Linked DNA regions of Homo sapiens: region 1 is linked to region 2. A link is an interaction called in ENCODE POLR2A ChIA-PET data of the cell type or tissue named here. Cell type or tissue: Caco-2. All regions are shown on one strand.

The links. Peaks named below come from ENCODE experiments on the same cell type or tissue, not always from the same donor. Only the 100,000 strongest peaks of a DNase experiment are listed, where the experiment ranks them.
Region 1: POLR2A ChIA-PET joins it to region 2 with 5 read pairs; 25 of 35 experiments call an interaction of 5 or more read pairs at or near these places.

What each region holds. Positions count from the first base shown.
Region 1 is chr19:48,927,790-48,930,289 of GRCh38, reverse strand. No RefSeq gene overlaps it. Among named protein-coding and RNA genes, the nearest start is that of DHDH, 4.7 kb to the left of the region's middle. In Caco-2, no CTCF peak of the experiment used is centred here; no DNase peak of the experiment used is centred here.
Region 2 is chr19:48,866,449-48,868,948 of GRCh38, reverse strand. It overlaps PLEKHA4 (pleckstrin homology domain containing A4), which reads left to right and starts at 332. Exons shown (of 20, transcript NM_020904.3): 1 at 332-866; 2 at 1,323-1,412. The coding sequence starts at 1,329. In Caco-2, no CTCF peak of the experiment used is centred here; a DNase peak (open chromatin) is centred at 1,558; H3K4me3 peaks cover 881 bases.

The DNA of each region.
Region 1 (2,500 bases), 61 kb before region 2:
ACCTCGTGATCCGCCCTCCTCGGCCTCCCAAAGTGCTGGGATTACAGGCGTGAGCCACTGCGCCCGGCCTAAAATTATTACTTTCTTATTGCTGCACTCCAGCACCTCAGAGGAGGCAAAAAGGTAAACACTGAAAAGAAAATATGCCGGGCACGGTGGCACATGCCTGTAATCCCAGCACTTTGGGAGACTGTGGCGGGCAGATCTCTTGAGCCCAAGAGTTCGAGACCAACCTGCAAAAAATTAGCCAGGTGTGGTGGTGTGCATCTGTATTCCCAGCTACTAGGGAGGCTGAAGCGGGAGGATCGCTTGAGCTGGGAAGGTTGAGGCTGCAGTAAGCTATGATGGCACCTCTGTACTCCAGCCTGGGCAACAGAGTGAGACTCTGTCTCAAAAAAGAAAAAAGAGGGCGGGCGTAGTGGCTCACGCCTGTAATCCCAGCACTTTGGGAGGCCGAGGCGGGCGGATCACCTGAGGTCAAGAGTTTGAGACCAGCCTGGCCAACAGGGTGAAACCCCATCTCTACTAAAAATACAAAAATTAGCTGGGCGTGGTGGTGTGCACCTGTAATCCCAGCTACTTGGGAGGCTGAGGCACTGGAATCGCTTGAACCCAGGAGGCAGAGCTTGCAGTGAGCCGAGATCACGCCACTGCACTCTAGCCCGGGCAACAGAGTGAGACTCTGTTGCCCAGGAAAAAAAAGAAAAAAAAAAAAAAGAAAAAGAAAAAAGAAGAAAAAGAAAATGCTGTGGGGCGCTGCCATGTGGAAAGACATTTGGGAAAGGCTAAAAGAACCCACTGCACACTTAATGGTATATCACATGTCAGTACCCGGTCAGACTCGCCTCTGGTAACATGGAGGTAGACACTCTAGCAAGAATTAGAACACTGGGTCCCTCACAATCCTCAAGGGCTTGGAGCAACTCAGTATTGTGTATAGACTGCAGATTTCCCTTACCATATAATCTTCAAGTGGCAGGATTGATTAAAAAGAAAAATGGCCAGGCGCGGTGGCTTACGCTTGTAATCCCAGCACTTTGGGAGGCCGAGGTGGTCGGATCACGAGGACAGGAGATCAAGACCATCCTGGCTAACACAGTGAAACCCCATCTCTACTAAAAATACAAAAAATTAGCCGGGCATGGTGGCGGGCGCCTGTAGTCCCAGCTACTCAGGAGGCTGAGGCAGGAGGATGGCGTGAACCCGGGAGGCAGAGCTTGCAGTGAGCCGAGATCACGCCACTGCACTCCAGCCTGGGTGACACAGCAAGACTCTGCCTCAAAAAAAAAAAGAAAGAAAGAAAGAAAGAAAAATGGCATTTAAAAAAATTTTTTTGCAGGTTTTATTTATTTATTTATTTATTTGAGACAAAGTCTGGCTCTGTTGCTCCAGCCTGGGTGACAGCGCCACACTCCGTCTCAAAAAAAAAACAGAAAATAAAATTTTTTTTTGTAGAGATGGTGTCTCACCATGTTGCCTAGGCTGGCCTCCAACTCTTGGGCTGAAGTGATCCTCCCACCTCGGCCTCCCAAAGCACTAGGCATGAGCCACCAAGCCTGGCCCAACTATCCATTATGCATAGTTGTAAAGCAAGTCTGGCCAGACGCATTTATACTGGAGCTGATAAAAGGCCAATGGTAAACACTATTTAGGATTTCCCAGAATCTTGAGCCAAGGGGAGGGGTTGGACTGGCAAATTCCCCAGACTGGATAGGGTGTTTCTTGTCAGAGGGCAAGAATTTCTCGGGCAGCTGCAGTGGTCTCCCTTGATCCTCTTGGGGTTGGGGCCAAAACAATCCACTTACCCCTACACTAGAACATGGTCCCTTTTTTTTTTTTTTTTTTTTTGGACGGAGTCTTGCTCTGTCACCCAGGCTGGAGTGCAGTGACACAATTTCAGCTCACTGCAACTTCCGCCTCCTGGGTTCAAGCGATTCTCCTGCCTCATGAGTAGCTGGGATTACAGGCGCCCATCACCACACCCAGCTAATTTTGTATTTTTAGTAGAAATGCGGTTTTACCATGTTGGCCGGGCTGGTCTCGAACTCGTGACCTCAAGTGATCCACCTGCTGCGGCCTCCCAAATTGCTGGGTTATAAGCGTGAGCCATTGTTCACAGGCTGAGTGACGTAGTTTAATGTTATTTATTTATTTATTTTTTAAGACGGAGTTTTGCTTTTGTTGTCCAGGCTGGAGTGCAATGGCGTGATCTCGGCTCACCGCAACCTCCACCTCCTGGGTTCAAGCGATTCTCCTGCCTCAGCCTCCTGAGCAGCTGGGATTACAGGCATGCGCCACCAGGCCCGGGTAATTTTGTATTTTCAGTAGAGACGGGGTTTCTCAACGTAGGTCAGGCTGGTCTCAGACTCCTGACCTCGGGTGATTCGCCTGCCTCAGCATCCCAAAGTGCTGAGATTACAGGCGTGAGCCACCGCGCCCAGCCTCGTGACTTTATTTTAAAATGCTACTCTGCCATGTGATTTTTTTCCTTTTTTAAGAG
Region 2 (2,500 bases):
CCTCCAGGGCTTTGGAAATTTGAGTCCCCACCCCTTGCAGGACACAAGCCTCCTCCGTTTAGGACACCAGTGGCTCAGGCCCCCAACCACAGCAGCAAACCCACGGGGGCCCTGGAGTGCAGGCCTCAAGTCCAACTCTCCAAACACTGAGAAGTCCCAACCTTGGTCCTTAGGGGACCTGGGAATTGGGGGGCCCAAGCCCCTCCCTTCAGCTATGGGGGCAGCTGAGCCAGAGGTCAGGCTGTAGTGGGGAGGCCAGAAGGGGCGGGGACAGCCGGGATTGGGAGGGGAGAACAGCAGCGTGGGCGGCTGGCAGAGGCAGGGAAAGACCAGCAGAGAGGAAAGAGAAACTGGGAGAGGGAGGAAGGGAGAAAGTGAGAAGGGAAATCGGAAAGAGAAAAGGGAGGAAACGGCAGAGCCAGAGAGAAAGAGGAAGAGACTGAGTGTGAAGGAGAGAGGACACAGGGGATGACTGAGAGACAGAGAGAGAGAGAGAGAGAGAATGAGACAGAGACTTAAGGAAGAGACCCTGTGAGTCTGACAATAAAAGATTTGGACAGAAACAGAAAGATTGGAGAGAGAGAGAGAGGGAGAGAATGAGTGAGAGAGAGACTGGAAGAGACAGAGATCAGAGGGAGACACAGAAAGTGAGAGTGGGGAGAGAGGTAGTGTAAAAGGAAGAGAGAGAGAGAGAGACCGTAAGAGACAGGAGACAAAGAGACAAAAAGTGTGAGTGAGCAGGTGAGGAGAGAGATTGAGAACTATGAGAGACAGCAGCTAAGAGACAAAGGAGGCGGGAGACTGCCTAGGTGCCGCAGCACCCACACCGTCCTCTTGCCCCCCCGTCACTGGGACCCCAGAGCTGGGTAAGTTCCCTGGCTGGGCTGGGAGGGGCTCTCTGGGTTCACATTCCTGGTGCCGCAGGGCTTGGCTTGGGGAGTTGGCAGGGGTGGTTTGGGGGTGCATGTGGGAGGGCGGGAGACAGGTAGCCTGGGGCAGCCGGAAGGAGGCAGGGAATGGGGAGTCCCTAAGCACAGAGAGGGTCAAATTCCTGGCCTGAGTGCAGTGGGCAGGAATAAAGAAGCCCCTATTCTCTGGCCTGGGCTGCAGACAGCTGCCCCCTCCCGCAGCTGCCAGGGCCGCCTACCTCTCTTGGCACCACTCTTGGTATGTGGTCACGGGCCATGGCCTCCCCCAGCCCCCCAAGTCCCGAAACAACAGGCTCTTTCTCTGCAGCCTCCTCCGACCTCCAAGCCCCTGACCCCATCTCTGTCTCACACCCGTCACTGCAGAGACACAGCCCCTTTCTTTCTCTCCCCCAGCCCTTGATGGAGGGGAGCCGACCTCGCAGCAGCCTGAGCCTGGCCAGCAGCGCCTCCACCATCTCCTCGCTCAGCAGCCTGAGCCCCAAGGTTTGAGCTTCCTGGCGGGGATGGGGAGGAAGGTGGGGCTCTGGGCCGCCCATCCTTCTGTTTCCCCAAGGACTCTGGTTGTTAAGGACAAAGATCCTTAGCAACGGGGTCTGCCAGACATAGTAAGGTCCCAAATTGCCTACACACCGCAGCTAGGAATTCAGAGGCACTCCCAGCTCTGTCCCCACCCTTTGTATTTTCCTAATTCTAAACCAGAGTAACAACCTCCCTTGACCCTGGTTGCTAAGATAAAGCCGCTCCCCAGCCATGAGGCCCCTCGAGTTCTGAGAAGTAGTGGCTGCTCTTGATTAGTGCCAGAACTTGCTGTCCTATCTCTCGCCATCCAATCTACCCACTAATGAAATCCTATAAGGAGAGACCCTTCTCTGACAATAAGACCCAAGGGGCCTCCAGATACTTGCATCCCAAATCGGCATCCCAGCCAAAAGCTTAGGGAGACACTCATTTCTTTTTCCTCCTGCCGTTCCACACATATTGTTTCTCAAGTTCAGAGCCCAGAGATCTGATCTCAGCCTTGGTCAGTACCACCGCTTCCAAGGAAGGGCATATTGTCGGGACCTGGCTAAGGATGCCTGAGATATCTGTGGGCATCAGGAGATGAGGCTCCATCCGGGCAGGATGGAGGGATTTGAGGCTTCCTCTCCTTGTACTTGGTTGCTAAGGGGTGTGACCGCAGGGCACCAGGGCATCCTTTGATTCACTGGAGACTCAGCGTGAGAGTTCCCCCTGATTATGGGGCCCTCCCAGCCCATAGTCCCAGTTCAGATCCCAAAGGACCTACTACAGCTCTGGCTCTGGTGGCCAAGGGCATCTGCTTCTTGGCAGTGGATGCTTGATCCCCAAATTGCTTCCCTACAGCCTCTTCCTTGCCTCTGAACACCTCCCTCTGCCCATCAAAAAAAGAGTCTCGGCCCGGCGCAGTGGCTCACGCCTATAATCCCAGCACTTTAAGAGGCTGAGGCGGGTGGATCACCTGAGGTCAGGAGTTCAAGAGCAGCCTGACTGACATGGCGAAACCGCGTCTCTGCTAAAAATACAAAAATTAGCCAGGCGTGGTGGCACGTGCC